Regions from separate parts of the Homo sapiens genome. Here region 2 is linked to region 1. A link is a loop called in an ENCODE intact Hi-C map of the cell type or tissue named here. Cell type or tissue: ascending aorta. All regions are shown on one strand. Links, peaks and the distances in the headings refer to the core of each region. The heading gives the core; the rest is flanking DNA.

Evidence for each region. A loop is a pair of places that touch in the nucleus more often than their neighbours do. Peaks named below come from ENCODE experiments on the same cell type or tissue, not always from the same donor. Only the 100,000 strongest peaks of a DNase experiment are listed, where the experiment ranks them.
Region 2: a loop joins it to region 1, with 2.5 times the contacts of the local background. A loop is called at or near these places in 13 of 110 quality-filtered maps.

What each region holds. Positions count from the first base shown.
Region 1 is chr12:46,363,043-46,371,436 of GRCh38, forward strand. It overlaps SLC38A2 (solute carrier family 38 member 2), which reads right to left. Exons shown (of 16, transcript NM_018976.5): 2 at 8,136-8,337; 3 at 7,734-7,815; 4 at 7,470-7,585; 5 at 4,225-4,298; 6 at 4,034-4,126; 7 at 3,822-3,903; 8 at 2,065-2,147; 9 at 1,602-1,660; 10 at 1,347-1,514; 11 at 882-961; 12 at 684-784; 13 at 1-103. The coding sequence starts at 8,251. Among named protein-coding and RNA genes, the nearest start is that of SLC38A2, 5.5 kb to the right of the region's middle. In ascending aorta, for the core only: no CTCF peak of the experiment used is centred there; a DNase peak (open chromatin) is centred at 2,389; H3K4me3 peaks cover 2,500 bases; H3K27ac peaks cover 2,030 bases.
Region 2 is chr12:46,220,528-46,228,921 of GRCh38, forward strand. The region is part of intron 5 of SLC38A1 (solute carrier family 38 member 1); the gene reads right to left. Among named protein-coding and RNA genes, the nearest start is that of SLC38A1, 44 kb to the right of the region's middle. In ascending aorta, for the core only: no CTCF peak of the experiment used is centred there; a DNase peak (open chromatin) is centred at 4,064; H3K27ac peaks cover 818 bases.

The sequences.
Region 1 (8,394 bases), core at 978-3,477:
GTCAGGGTCACAGCCATTAACACAGCCAGACGGACAATGAGAAGAAGAATATCAGTTCCCAAGATAGAAGAGTAGGTATGAAGCAATTCTGACTCAACATGTTCTACAGGGAAAGACCAAAAAAACTTTGATTGGCTGTTTTCATTGGACACCAAGTAGAAAATTTAACAGCAAAATGTGCACCAGTTATTTAGCTACTCACAAAACGACTATAAACTAAGAGGCTAATAAGATTTGTTTGGAATTATAGTTAATGCAATTAAAGTAACATTGAAGGAAAATTTTTCTAAATACCACAGAGATTTAGCCACATGACTCCCATTAAAAACAACAGGAGTTAAGCAGCTAAATCTCCTGGCTTGGCTTGCAATTTGTGTTTGTGTTACATAGTCTGAAGGTGATGGGAGAGGAGACAGGCAATATGAACTCAGAGGCTGGCATATCATACAAATATGCCATCAAATGATTAATGATATTTTCAAACCTGGATTCTAGAAATTACTGATTAAATACACTACAGAAAATTCTAAGCTCTAAATTTAATTTCTCATCACAAATATGAAATATATTAAAACAGACTATTTTTAAAGTGATGGAACTACACATAGAAAACTAGCAGCTTCATTTCAATAAGCGTTTTTTTTTGTTTTTGTTTTTGTTTTGGTAAAGGAGGCGTTACTTACCGTAAAATGTTAGGTATCCAAAGAGGGCGGCAAGCAGATACATGAGAAACATAGCAAAAAATGAAATCTTGGACACATTCATCATTCTTCTACGGCTGCGGCTATGTAATTCAAGAGAAAATTCAAATATATATTTCAGCAGCAGTTACAGCAATTGTCTAATATTTTCTCAAATTTATGTAAAAATGAAATACTCACTCTTTCAGTTCTTCATAGATGGGAAGAACAGCAGGATGACAGACAAATGAAAAGATCAGAATTGGCACAGCATAGACAGTCTGAAAGAAAACGTAAAAATCTACTTAATCTGATGTAACGAACTCATGCTGTCACATTTCCGCAGCATATATTTTATGTAAACAATCTTAGAATCAAAGCCTAAGTTTCCTTTGTGTAATTAGCTTCCATTCTTCTAATCTGTTCATGAAGTATGATCAATATCCTCACTTCTGAATGTGTCAATTATTAGCACCATATGATTATCTCAATTCTCAATCTATTTTCAGATGTAAACCAAAACTTTCTTCACAGTCCTCAATAATTAGCTAATCACATGTTTTCTATAAAGCACCTATTATCCTCCTCCCTTTACCCTGGGAGTGAATAGCTTCCCTCTTTTCTTCCCTAAACTCTTCTTTTGAGAAAATAAGCATATTTAGTTACCTGTGAGTTGAAAATAAAATAGTGAGGTCTGCAAGAGTCATTTTCAGTCACGTTATGTGACAAAGCAGGTACAAGAGCTGTTGGCTGTGTTAAGGTGGTGTTTATTGTTTCGTTAATTATCAAAGCAGCTTCCACAGGACACGGAACCTGAAATTTCTTGCAAATGACCTAAAAATATATTATTTTGCATGTGTTAAACTAAGTGACATGGCAGGGCTTATAAAAAATTTTTTCTAAAAAAAAAATCATACCCACCACAATCAGAAAGAACACCATACACAACAAGGAAAGGCCACTGGTATATCCCAAATATCCTATAAGGAGGGGTGGCAGGAATCAGTATTAGTTTAATGAAACAGATTTAAGGCAAATATCTTTTTCCCACTGAATAACTCAATTCTGCTGGGAAGACTTTAGGCACTAAAGTATGTGTATAGCACTAAATTTCTAATTCTTATGATACTAAATTATAGATTTATTTAAATATACTTGTCATAACCCAAGCTAATAAAAACTATCATTTGCATTATTTCTTACAAAGCACAACATATAGTGTCAATTAAATATTTTGGCTCCTAAATTTTGCATGCTGTAAGTCCCAAAGATATACCTTTCTACTTTCTAGGGCTTTTTCATTCTGATTAATTTCTATTCAGAGAAAGCCCAACTAACTGGTGAGAGGCTCATTTCAATTCTCTTTAGAGATGAGTTTGCTCACCTAAATTTCTAAACAGCGACAAAGGAAGAATGACCACCAATGACACCAACAGAACCAAATAGTTCCCGTTCAGATACCACAATCTAAAGAAAACAGAAACAAGGTCAAAACAGTCACAAATATCCTCTGAAAAATATACACATCTTCTAACAGGACTCATTTCATAGGAATACCATGAAAACAAACACACAAAAAAGACATGTTTGGAAAAAGTTTCCCCTGTTCAAGATAGGAATAACTTTTTAATTTTGTGTGCTAGATGAACATTTACTCAGGTTAGAAGTCGGGTATAAAACAGTGTAACTTTTGTCCCACTACTTGCTCTGGGAAGGCTGCCAGCTGATTCATAACACAAAATGCTTCTCAAAGACTTGATACTAATGCAGGGAACAAAGCTTGTTTGTTAAGCCAGTAATCTTATCTTTAAGCACTTTCAGAAAAATTGTACACCAACTTTGGTACAGCTTTAGCATGTAATTTCTAATGCTGGAAACTAAAAAATTTTAAAACAAGTTTTTTTCCAGATGCGTTAGCAAATATTATTAAATATTTCAATGAGGAAACGTTTTCATAAAATGCACAGGCAAACTGCCCCCCCCATAAAAAAAATTATAAAACTCAGTCCCCCAAACCAGGACTTATTCCAGGTTATCAGAGTATGTTGTGACATCTTGACCCACCTTTAACTCCAAAGACAGCCAAAAATATCCCTTTTGAACTTTAGAAAACATTATGTATATCCTCTAAGCCTTTTTCTTTTTAGGTAAATCATGAATTGCACTGTCTTCTAAATCACTATTTTCAAATTCTAATTGCCTCATGAATTCTGTTCACTTCAGCAGTAAGCACTCTGCAGAACACCAACACTTAAAGATCAGCTTAAAAAATTAAATTTCTAAAGCCACATCTGAGATAACAGCACTTCTCTATTTTGACGTAATGAGCTGCACATAGGGTGGGAAGTAAATTATCCTTCCCCATGTTTACTTTAGATAAATACCTGTGAGTTCACTGGGATGAGTAACTTTGCTAGAAGAAAATGGTTTCTATAGCATGCCCAAACATTTTCTGGCACATGTTGAGTATCCCTTATTCAAAATGCTTGGGACCGAAGTGTTTTGGACTTTGGAGTACCTGCACATACATATTTGAAGTATCTTGGAGATGGCACTGAAGTCTAAACACAAAATTCACTTATGTTTCCTATACACCTTCTTAAACCCATAGCCTAAAGGTGATTTTATACAGTATTTTAATTAATTTTGCACACCTGTCACGAGATCAGGTGTGGATTTTCCACTTGTAGTGTCATGTTGGCACTCAAAAAGTTTTGGATTTCAGATTAGGGATGTCCAGCCTGTATTTTGCATTGAACAGATTAAGTCTTAAGAATTCCAAACTTACAAAAATAAGACGGATTAATTTTTAATGTAATTCAAAGCTTCAGTCCTCACTTAGGATATATATTAAAAACACCTATAACTTCTTTAAGTATGAACATAAAGACAGAAAGCAAGTTCTAGAAAACCTGTTTTAGAAATTAAGATATCCAAAATTGTAGGGCTAGCTACTATCTTTCGGCCTTTCCTTCTCCAAAGTTCGAATCAGTTTACGGGGATGGGGGGCCTTCTTGGTCAGTTTCAAAAGGAACATTTATGGATAATTAACTAATCATTTTGTATACAACTTTGATAAAAATGTATCTAACCACTTTTGACTATAATTGTTTCTTATGAGTAACCTTACTTAGCACCTACCCAGTTTTATCTTCAATGTTCGTTAATGCCTGGATCACCAAAGGCAACTCATATTTCACTATGAAGAGGTAGCTTGACATAGCTGGAGGAAAACAAAATTATACCATTACAAGTGCAAAACGCGGCACGTGACACTAAAACGCATGTGTCACCATTCTGTGCTCCACAATGAGCATAAAGTCTACCCAAATAATCTTTTGAAAAATTCTTACCTCCAATGTTCTGCATTGTAATTGATCCAGATGCTGCAAGCTTTCCAACTAATCCAAATGCCTTATATCCCAATTGTTCATATAATAAAGACCCTACAATTTGAAGACAGAAGCATGAAGCCAAGGATTTTAAAAGAGAAATAAAATGATAGGTATACATTGTTTTAGAAAAATCAAGAATGCTATCATACCTCCTTCATTGGCAGTCTTCAAAAGGAGATGAACAGAATACAGGGAAAATATTGACACAAATGTCAAGAGAATTCTGGTGAGAGAAGGAAAAGGCATAGGGTTATAAATAAGCATGGCTATATTTAAAGACAACTCTTTCTGGATGTTTAAATAACATTATGTGTGCAACTTGTCCTATTTGTGTCAAAATGCCCTGAAGAACTGGCATTTCCTCTCCTACTAACTGGAATGGCAACACTGTCTCTTGGCTGGCAGTAAAAACTTGCATCATTTCTCAGGTGATAGTTCTACAGCATTGGTTAGGAACAAGGATGTCTACCCACTGAGCCAAACATAGCATGAGACACTGGAAAGCTCAACTTCCCAGTGATGGAGTTTGAAACTTGTATTTTGATTCTGGCACCACAATAATGAGCTGTATGCTTGCCACCTTTCTGCATTTCAGTAGTTCCCCTTATCTGTAAAATATTAGTAATATCCGCCACTAAACCCAGCCCACAAGGTTCTTGGGAAATTCAACTGAGACACGTTCAGGAAAGGTTTTAAGACCACATGGACCGTATACACAAAAACAGGAATGACAGGCCAGGTGCAGTGGCTCATGCCTGTAATCCCAGCACTCTAGGAGGCTGGGGCAGGATGACTGCTTGAGGCCAGGAGTTCGAGATCAGCTTGGACAACATAACATAGGGAAGCCACATCTCTACCGAAGGAAAAACAAAAAGCCAGCTGTGGTGGTGTACACCTATAGTCTCAGCTACTCAGGCTGAGGTGGGGGTATCACTTGAGCCCAGCAGTTTGCCACTGCACTCAGCCTGGAGGACAAAATGAAATACTGTCTTTTTAAAAAAAAAAGAAAGAAAAGGAAAAGAATGGTAAGGGGGAAATGACACTAACATGATACTAACATTTTAAGAGGCACTACAAGCTTTACTAACAACTGGGCACAAATCAGAGAACTAACCATTGTGATGACATACTACATTGCACCCCATGGCAAGGAATACAGGCCCACTATTGTCACAGTTAAACAATGTCTGTGCTAGAACAAGTAGGCTATCAGCTTGACTGTCTCTAAGCCTTTCCTCCCTTGACCCTTTCACTTGGATTGAGCAACAGAAAAAAAATAAATAAATAAGGTAACATAGAGTGACTAAAGGGACCCTAATGTCACCTAATTTTCCTTTAGGGTAAGGGTTCTCCCTCATTCCAGCTTTACTTTCCTTCCACCTAGGAGAGCCCAGAGATACAGACTAATTTTTTAAAGAAATTAAATAACAAAACAGGGAAACTCATAGAAAACCTTGCAAAGGAGAAGAGTTACATGTTTTTTAATTCCGTATGAACAAACTGCACGCAGTACCATGTAAGGTGCTGACAAAGAAACTGATGTCTATTAGTTAAACAGAGGAAGTGGCTTTACACTACCATTCTAAATGCCAGAAGTTTTACAGGACCTAGTCTGAAGTGACACTATCAACCTCACTTCTAACTGGAGAAAATATGTTGGTTTAATTAAAAACAAACCAAATTAAGTCCTTCCATGTCTTATACTGAAATGACAAGGGATGAATAGACTTTATAACCTTTGAGGTCACTTTCAACCTTCAGATTGATTCTACTTAAACAGGTTAGCTACAGGGTTGCTGAAGTGCACCGTGGCAGCCATGTGGTTTTTGGCCCATTTTCCTCTATACCTCTAAATATAAAGTAAGTACTGATGAATAAAATCACACTTTAGCAATCTTATTTAGCCATTAAGCAAAATGGTAAATCAATGACATAAGCACCTATTAAAGTATAATTCCAAGAGTACAAGGGTTACATCAGAATTTGACCTTCACTTATGAAACAGAGGTGCCATTTAGTATCATTTCAATTCTTACTTTAACTACACTGGCTGCACTCTAAAACTGCCTCCAGTTTTTATACCAAGTGCTAACAAGGATTTCAAATATTCGACAGTGATGCCATTCAGGTTCTCCACTAAGAACTCCTGAGATTCTAGGATTCTACGTAAATCGCTGGTCCTTCACCTTAGTAAGAGTTCTCTCAAAAAGCCTCATCCTAATTGAAGCAAGCCAGAGTGAATCCTAGCATCTAGTACTCAAAGCCAGGCTTAACCTCAGTGTGGAATTTCACAAAGCAGAGATTTGCAAAGGTCTGCTTTTCTTTTCATGAACATTCTATCGTGCTGGAGAAAATAACTTGAGTAGAAGGCACCAATCAGCTAAGTAAAACACATCTGTCACAAAGGGACAATTCCATGCTATATACATATGGTTTCCTTATCTGTACAATGAAGGTATTAAGTTACACAATCCTCCACAGAAATTGCCTTAGCCAGGGGTCCACGGGTACTTAAACTTAAGGGCTATGACACAAACATCACTGAAAAATACATGCTTAAGATTGCATGTATTTTTGTTTTGTGCTTTTTCCCTGGAAATAAGATCCACATTTTTCTATCATATTCTCCAAGAGTCAGTGACGCAAAAATGGCTAAGAACCACTGCTCTGAAGTCTTCTGTACCTCCAAGAGTCTATCCACGTATTTATGCTGGAAAGCACAGAAGTAATTAAGTCTAACTGTGCAACTGTGGGGGGAACCATTTAAAAATAAGTACTTACTAAAGTATTCATTTTTTGCCACAACATGTGGCAATCGAACAGGTCTGACAAAAGCAAACATTAAAAAAACATGTATGGATTGCTTTTCAGGGTCCAGAAAATTATGACCTCCTCGTCTTAAAACAAACATGTTCCAGGCTGGGTAAATACCACCACACCTTGTATGTTTAGAGAAATTTTCTTTTCCTTATTCACGTAAGGGGCCACAGGTCCTTAAGAACTGTGTCGATTTACCAAAATGATTTGGAGCTTATTAGGATTTTCAGCTTCTGATTTGCCAAAACAAAATTTATACCTACCCTGGCTTTAGCCATAGTTTTTTTAATATCTACCATCTGTTACAATTTTGTTTTAACTATTCCCACTGACTTAGAAGACTTCTGGCTTAATTTGTCAGTTTTAAGGACTGCCCTATTTTTTTCTAGTTGGCTTTCTTGATATTGTGCAGTATGTAGTAGAATAAAGAGATTTTTTGGGGTTTCTCATACTTTTAATTTTAAGCAAGTAACTTTTGAGTCAGCTACTCCAACTGTAAATTCAGTTTCTGGAGCCAAAATATGTTTTACCATAGTAACTGCCCTGCATGGCAGACTCACTACTTACACATACTTACATAAAAAGAGCAATTCCAGTATTAGCCATGGCATAAGAAAGCCCAAGGATTCCACTGCCCACAATCGCATTGCTCAGATTAAATACTGACATTCCAAAGGAAGTAGTACCTGGATGCTACATAGAGGGAAAACGATAACCAAACATATAACAATAATTAAATGGAGAAAACCAGCTTTGGGCAAGTTAGATTTGAATTCTAAAAGTAAAACTATTCTTTTACTCCATAAAGCCACTGACAGACAAATTACTATTTTTAACTTACAAATTCTGTTTCATACTTCTTCTTCCCCAAATTCGATTCAAGTAAAAAGTTCTGGTTTTCAGGATCTACATCTGCATAATGGCTGCAAAAAATATAGACATATATAATTGTAAACTGGATTGAAATATCTATCATTACACACAAGACTGCTTTAACATAAAATACCCTCCAACAGCATAGCTCTGATACAACATCTTTACTTAATGTATAAATATTAACTAGGAGTTGACTTTCACACCAGCTATCTTGTCATTACAACAAGATAATCGGATACTCTTTCAGAGATTACGCACCTTCTCTAAATGCTATAGCAAATTAAAGCAATGGAAGCAGAGTCCTAGGTAACTCCCTGAACCCAACCCATGCAAGCCGTTTTTTCAAAAGTGTCACAACTTCTCCCACCTTTTCAGAGCAGCTTGCTTGGTGGGGTAGGAGTAGTTGAAGTCGCTGTTGGAACTGTAGCTGCTGCTGTCTTCATCCGGGGAAATACTGAATCGTCCCATTTCGGCCTTCTTCATGCTAAGCACTGGGAGGAATCGGGTGCAGCTAGTAGCGCTGGGCTCCTTTTGTCCTTGGCGGTGGGTGCAGCGGCCCGCGAGTCGGCCTGCGAAAGTAGAGGCGGCGCGTCAGGACCGCAGCGCCAGCCCGCCGCGGTCACGTG
Region 2 (8,394 bases), core at 3,092-5,591, 140 kb before region 1:
ACAAGATCCAGTTTGGTATTTCCTAAGGAGGCAAAGAACTGCTCACTTAGGAATGCACAGAGGAGATGACTTACCATTTATAAGGAATAACTTGATAAATAGCACACAGACCATCTTCGTTGCCACTGAGAGCAAAATTATTATCTTGGTAGGTGTCATTCAACCTTTTTGGCATATATGTAAAGTAATAAAGCAACGATAGCTTAAGAGCAGGCCAAGTTTGTATAAAGGTATGCTGCAATCTCACTGCAACTTAGTAGAATTTGCTGAAAAATATTTAGAGACATCAGAAAGTGATGCTGGTGCAATTGGTTAAGAATATAATTCTCCCGATAGAATGAGAAGACTATTTTTTGTGATGGGATAATAATGATCAAATTCCCATAACATACAAGCAAGGACTTAGGGCAACGTGCTGATGGGTCTATACTTTTACTTCTATTTCTATTTACTCCTTATGTAGGCTCAATTGTAAAACACTAAATTTAAAGAGAGAAGGGACCTGGTAGTCTGATCTCAGTTTACAGAGACCCTTATATTTTTCGACTTATCCTTACTGGAAGGGGTACTAACTGATTTGTTTGTAAACATGGATCATAGACAATACAATGGTGCATAGTTTTGCTGGTAGGATAATTACAAATGGCCCACAAAGGAGAATATTGAGAGACAGACAGAGAGACAGGGAGGGAGAGAGGGCCAGAGAATTCACCTACAATTAAGTGAACAATCCACCAAAGTGAAGATAATTGCTGTAACTGACAATGACAATTACTGTCCTTTTCCCAAACAGCAATTTAACAACAAATGCCCTTTTGCAATACCAACCTCATCTAGTATTTCTTAGCAGTCTCAGAACTATTTTGAATTTTCAAATGAAGGAGGCATTCCTAGGAAAGTAGACAATGAGCAGCCAGTCCCATGCTGACTCTGTGATTATTATCACATCTCCACAGCCTACTAAAAGTCTGAGGGTGAACTAAACCTTTCAGTTGATCTTTTTTCTCTCTGATAAATTTGCAACAATAATGAAAGCCACTGTTTTGCCCTAAAGCCTTGTTTCTGGTTTTGCAAAATCTAATTCTTACATATCCATTCACTTATTTCAGTAAAACTTTGCTGAGGAGCAGCTACGTGCAAATGCTGTTCTAGATCGTGTTAGCGGGAGGAAGATGATTTCAACAAGGAAGAATTTGGCATTAATCCTGCCCTTGTAGGGCTCAGCATTCAATAGGGAAGGTAAAATGTATGCTTAAATAATGGAAGTGATACTTACTATTAGAAAGATACAAATGACACTGAAAAGGAAAGGAAGAGAGACCTCCCTTCCACCTGGGAGGATCAGACAAGCAGTTTTGGAGGAGATAACATCTGATCTAGGCCTTCCAGGACCATGAGGATTCAGAAGACAGAGATGAGACAGGGTACGGGTGGGCTCTGGAAAGACCAAGGTAACAGTTTTAAGGCAGGCAGCCTCTACAGAAAAGGGAAGGTTAGTGTGGCAGAAGCTGAGGTCATCTGAAGGGAAAAGAGGTTGAAAATACAGTCTGGAACAAGTGGCACAGCATTGACAGAGTCCTCATTCTAGCTTCATGGTCTAACTATCTACACCAAAAATATATTTTCTCTCTCAAGTTTTTAGCAGGTAAGAGGAAAAAGAAAAAGTCTTACTGCACTGGTGTTAAGTTCTTCAAAAAACCAATTTTTTCAACTAGCTTTTTTTTTTCCTCTAAAAGCAGGTTAAAAATAAATTCAAAGAGTCTAAACTTTCCATCTCCACTCCACCTCTAGACCCTTTCTCACTCTCCAGAAGTAACCACTGCCAACAGTTCTCTTGTGTACCCTCCCCAAATATTCTGGGCAATATAATGTATACATATAGACACACCCTCCTTCCATGCTCACTTCCACCCAATATTCAGTTTGTATTCATGTAATAGTACTATGCTACACAGTATTAATAATACTATGCTACGCAGTAACATAGTGCTACACACTATGTTCCCCGTTACAACCTAGGAGATTTTTCCTCACCTGCCCATATAAGTCTATTTTACTCTTTTAAGTAGTAGTCTAATACTCTATTTTATGAAAGTACCATGGTTATTTAACAAGTTTCCTAGGGTTAAACTTGGTATTATTTGATTTTGCTATCACTTGGTGTTTAATTCTTAATAACAAAATGTTTAGTTACTTCTTTCAGGAGTTCAACAGCTCCTGAAAGCAATGGGAAATCTTAAATTGCACATGCAGGAACCCACATGACAAATATGAAGCCACTGAGAGGTTTATTGGTTTCACAATATACTTTAAGCATACATTTTACTTGTTGTGAACAGGAACCTGACATCCTCGGTCTACAGTTTGGTACACTTGATATTGCCAAGCTGTTTTCATGACAGTAAAGGGGATGGTTATTGGTGGAACACTAGCAAGATAATTCAGGAACACTGGCTGATTTTATAAGGTGATTTTAAAGGTACATTATATTGGAAAGTAAAAGGTAAGTACTAACTTGCAAGCATCCGTTGATAAAAATAAAGTTTTTCTCAAGTTGTAGAGTAATAATGCAACTTTGGTGTCTGAAGAAGGCATCACCAAAGGCGGTATGGTGTTTTAGATCACGCTGGCTCTAGAGTCAAGCAAGCCTGGATGGGACGCTGGCTCCCCTACTTTCTAATGTGTGATCACAGGTAAGTTATTAAGCCTCAGTTACTTTATCTGTAAAATGGGGCTAATACCTACCTCATAATGTTGTTGGTGGGGATTAAGATAGTGTAGCATATATAGATACTGTTCAGTAAATGTTAGCCATTATTTAGTGACTACCTAATACTAACTGTAGTATTTTAACAAATATCTACAGTGTGTACTATGCACCACGCACTACTATCACTCTCTCCATCTCTCTTTCTCTCTCACATTCACACACACACACACACACACACACACCCCACTCATTTATTCTTCCTAGTAGCTCTATGCGTTGGTACTAATAAAAGTCTCCTTGCATGCCACTTTTCAAAGTCTGTTTTTAGATAAATTATCTTTTTCACTCCCACAACCACAACACAAATGAGATAGAAAATGGAAAAAAAGAATCCAAAAGGTCTGGTATTATAATCAACCAAATAAAATTTAAACTATTGTTTTACACACATTGTACTTTTGTTTCACAATTAACATTTCAAAGAGATTGTTCACAAACTCAGTGTTAATAATAAACTGATATCTCAGAAGTGTCGTGAATTCTACTTTTGTTTTTCATGGTTTTCAACTTAAGGACTACATTATTAAAATAAAAATAATAATACATGTTAAGAAGTTATGGAAAAATAAAAAGCATTTATTGCTTTATCAGATTCTGTGTAGTGTAATAAACATCATACTTACCTAGTACTATGAGATGTGTTCTAGAGATTAATTTCCTGTAAAATGTATGCCTTTAATAGAAATCTTCAGAAAATGTAACAAAATGTAACAAAACAAAACCCACCATTCTTCCATGTCAATATTGATTTCTAATTCCTACTTCTGCTATGATGGAGTTATGGGTAAGACTCAGATAAAGAGGAAGTTATGGTGGCAGGAAATTCCTTTAGCATCTATTGCCTTTTATTTGGGTCCTCACTCCCAGGAAAACAGCTCAACAAGTACTCTTTACCCTGAGGTACTTGTGCCTCAGTACATCCCTGACTTGCAGCCTCAGGGTCCAGCCTCACTTTGTTACCCATAGAGGATATATACCTGCAGAACTATGATAAATCGAGAGTGCCCACCAGCATCCTCAGAATTCAGAAAAATGCAAAATCCAGCACCATTCTTACAACAGGACAGGACTCACTGAATCTAACTGAATTAGAGTGTGTTAAACAGGGATGACAGCCATTATGGATAGGTTAAAAAAAAATGAGCTGCAAACTCATCCAAGAAAAAGAAATCGCACCAACAAGTTTCCAGATGACTGCAGAGAAGGCTCCACACCCAGCCTCAGGGAGACACTAAGGAGCCTTCCCAGCTGCTGGTCCAAAGAAGCCTGGACAGTCTTGGACTCCTTTCCTGTGTTGGCCAATGTGAGTCTGGAATGGAGCCCTGTACCAGATGAAATATCTTGATCCTGCCAACTGCTTCTTGGCTTTGAGCAGTTGTAGGAGCAGCTGGTTTTACAAGAGTCACAGAGTGAATCCTTGTCCTGAGGTAGGAGAGTCCTAAGTTTAGTGAGAAACTTAAAGTTTGAGCCTTTGTACAACTACCTTCATGAGATTTAGCTGAAGACTTGGTGTGTTGCGCTTGTTATCCATGAATCTTACAAATAACTAAATGATCTATAATAGTTTCATCCAGGAAAAATCTTCCTTCAACTACAAAAGTAAATTTTTCCACTTCCCCGCTTTAATCAGACACTAAAGTGTCATGAGATAGGAGGTCAATTATCCCTCAGCCAGTATAGTTAAAAATCAATTGAATTCTAGGAATAGTAGATTGAATACAAGGACTTACTCCCTCTCCCTTGATATCCCAGTAAAAAGATTTTTTTTAAGGCGTAAAGCTGCTAGGATAAAATATAATAGTAGACAATAATGAAATTTTGAAAGCTGGAAAGCAGACAGACCTGAACCATAAATCGGCAGTGGAAAAAGCCAAGACCAACTCAGTTTACCTCAGAGAATCTCTAAAAGGCACTGCTGGCATGACTGAAAGTTGGGGATAATGGAAGGGGTGAGCTAAAATAGTGAGGATCTGTTGAACTTTTTTCAAGAAATAGCTAGATTCCCCAGACCAGGTCCTACTCCATAAAGCTGACTGGTTGGTCCTCCCCTATCCTGGCAACAATCTGAATATATGTTCTCTGGAAAGTATACAATATATGTTTCTAGGTGAGAGACTAGGCACAATTTGTGGGCAAGAGGCATACTCTAATGAAAATTGGGAACTGAGTGAACACATGCCTGCTGGGATAATCATTCCAGCCCTTTCCCCCTACTTGGTTCCCAGAAAGATGGCGGTGAGGTCTAGGCCCCCAGAACAGGGGATTGGGAGCTGTTCTCTGGGTGATCTGAACAGCCAAAGAAGAGGGTCTTAGACAAATGACCCTGGTGGTTCCCAAGTAAAGGAACATCTTAAGTAAATAGCATCTTAAGTGAAGCTATTGCGAACAAGCCCCACTCATGTGCGCCAGGCTCAAATCAGCCTTGTTTTCCCCCCATTCTTGAAGACAGCAGATAAAGAGGAACTATCTGACATCTGGGCAAAGAGTCTAAGGTGAAAGACCCCAAAACAAACAAAAATCAGCTTGTACCTCAGGGATACAAACAGCAAAATCCAGATTGTGGAAAACTTTACACAAATGGCCCTGTTTCTTAAATAAGTGGCACAGAATAAAAGGAAAGAAATGGGAAAATATAAATTAAAAAAGACTTAAAATACATATCAACCAATTGCACTGTGTGAACCTTATCTGAGTACTGATTTGAACAACCCATATGTTTAAAAACATAACATAATCAAAGCAATTTAAATACTGATTGTATATTTGATGATATTAGGGAACTGTTGTTGACTTGTTTCTAGGTATGACATATTGAGTTAAAAGAGTCCTTATGTTTTAGAGATATATACTAAAATATTTAGGGATGAAATAATAAAATAGCTGAGATTTGCTTCAAGACAATCTTGGTGGGGGACTGACTAAAACAACCATCCATAGAAGGAAGGAAACATACAAATCTTTTTCTACTATTCTCTCTACTTCATGTTTTAAATTTTTCATAATGCAGAAAAAAAACTATCATTAGAATCCTCAGAGAAGATATTGAAATCATGAAACAGAACCAAAATAATATTAAAAAGAAACATTCTTAGAGTTTTTAAGCTCCTATAAATATAGTAACAGAAATAAAAAATTCAATAAAGAGGGGAAAAATTGAGGACATATCCCAAAAATTACAGTGAAACGTTATAGAAATGAAAATAAAGGAAAGATTAAAAAAATTAGAGGACTAGTCTAGAAGGTCCAAAATCTGGGGGTAATAGGAATTCATCAACACAATAATGTAAAAAAATTTCCCAAACTGAAGGTCATGGATTTCCTTTTTTTTTTTTTTTTTTTTTTTTTGAGACGGAATCTTGCTCTGTCCCCCAGGTTGGACACAATCTCGGCTCACTGCAACCTCTGCCTCCCGGGTTCAATCGATTCTCCTGCCTCAGCCTCCTGAGTAGCTGGGATTACAGGTGCCCGCCCCTACACCCAGCTAATTTTTTGTATTTTCAGTAGAGACGGGGTTTCACCATGTTGGCAAGGCTGGCCAGGCTGGTCTCAAACTGCCAGGTGATCCACCGGCCTCAGCCTCCCAAAGTGCTGGGATTATAGGCATGAGCCACTGTGCCCGGCCAAGGCCATGGATTTCTAAAAGAAAAGATTGCACCCAATGCCTGACACAATTGATGAAAACAGGCCCACATCAAGGCACGTCATTGTGAAACTGCAGGATACTGGGAACTAAGAGATTTGACAAGTTTCCAAAAAAAAAAAAAATTAACAAAACCTGGCTATATATAAAAGATCAGGAATCAGAAGCATATAGGACTTCACAACAGAAAAAAGCTAGAAGGAAATAGAGCAATACCTTCAAAATTCTGAAGGAAAATTATTGCTAGTATAAAGTTCTATATCCAACCAAACTACCAATCAAAGGTAAAAGTAGAATAAAAATATTTTTCAGAAATAAAGGTCTCAAAAATTTTATTTTCAGTCACCTTTTCTGAGCAATAACAGCACATAAGTAAATCCAGAAAGAATAATAAATGGAATATAGGAAACAATGGATCTAGCAAAGAAGAGAGGTAGAGGAAATCCTCAGAAGGGTGATCAAGAGAGATTCCAAAATTAAAGCTACCCTTTATGCCTCAGTTTCCTTATCTGTGAAACAGGAAATTAATGATAGCAGCTACTTCATAGAGTTATTGTAAGGATTCTGCATAAAACACTTGGAATAATGCCTGGCACTACCAGATACTACTTGTATCTCTTGTAGAGATACAAGAATTACTGTTGTTACAACCATCAAAGAATTGACTTTTTACACTAGGTTAATTTATAACTTGACATATTGCAATAACTTTTAAAAAAAGAAATCAATGTAATACACATTCTGAAGTGAACATATTCCCAGCTTTGGAATGACTGAAAATAGTCACAGAACCATAGCGTTTTGGAGGTTGGCCTGGTTCTGAAATTTTTCTTGCACAATTTCCTTGTTTTGAAGAGGAAGGAACTGAAGCTCAGAGTGGCTAAGAAACTTGCTTAAAACTACATAGCCATTTAGAAGAGGAGTTGGGAGTAGCGCTCAGGTGTCTCATGTAAATGCACTGAAAACCAGAAGTGTAGCTCCTCAAGCAGTCTACTATCCTCAGAGAGTCAGAATTTCACATATACTCAAAAAAATCACCATAGAAATATGTTGTCCAATTCTGCCATATTACCCTAAAACCTGGCACTCAGCTCAAGCGGAAAGGCAACTTAGAAAGATGCATTCAGAGTGATCAAGAGAGGAGGCTAGAGTTAGGTTCACTGAATTAGGCTGACAATATGGAAGACAATGTATCGAATTCACCATCTTACACAGTCTTTTAATTTTAGAAAGGACATGTTAATTTACACACACACAAAATTAATGCCTAACACAGGGCAGCATGGATGGGCATTTCTGTTCCTGGAGTAATGGAATGGGCAGTAATATTCTTTTATCTCAGTTTTTGATGTCTTTTTTGAAAGGATATCCACAGTTTGTAGGATTAGTAACCATTTCGGTCACTGCTTGTAAGGAAATGATGCTCCTGTCAAAAGGACATGGCAACAAGGACTATCTAGCCAGGCCAATGAAAAGCGTGAGTTTCAAGTCAGGGAACAAAAGGCAAGATCCTCGGAGAAGTGCTTTCTCCCTCACCTCACCACTGACACTCGTGTGACATTTGAGAGGGAATCAGGCTGGGCGAGAATTTTCTTAGTACAAATTCTATCATCTCTCTTAATCTTGTTCCAACTAAAAATAAGCCCTCCATACATTTGCAGAAAGTCCCATTCAACAGTTTGAGATAAAGTTATTTAAAAAGAAAATTGCCCATTTTCTTTTCATTGAATCTCAGTGGGAAAGTACATGCTAATTTCTCATCTTCAAAACACTGAAAATTTCTATGCTTCTTGAATATTTATTACAAACAAATTTGTAATTGCCCTTTGATGTAGTACACGCTTCACAGCAATCCAAATGCCAAAGTGGTGACTGGCTGGGGTTAAACACCTCTTAATATTTTAACTGAGATTTAAAGTCACAGGTAGACTCCAAAAATACCAAAAAAAGTTATTTTCAAATGTTTTAATCCTTTTCACAAATG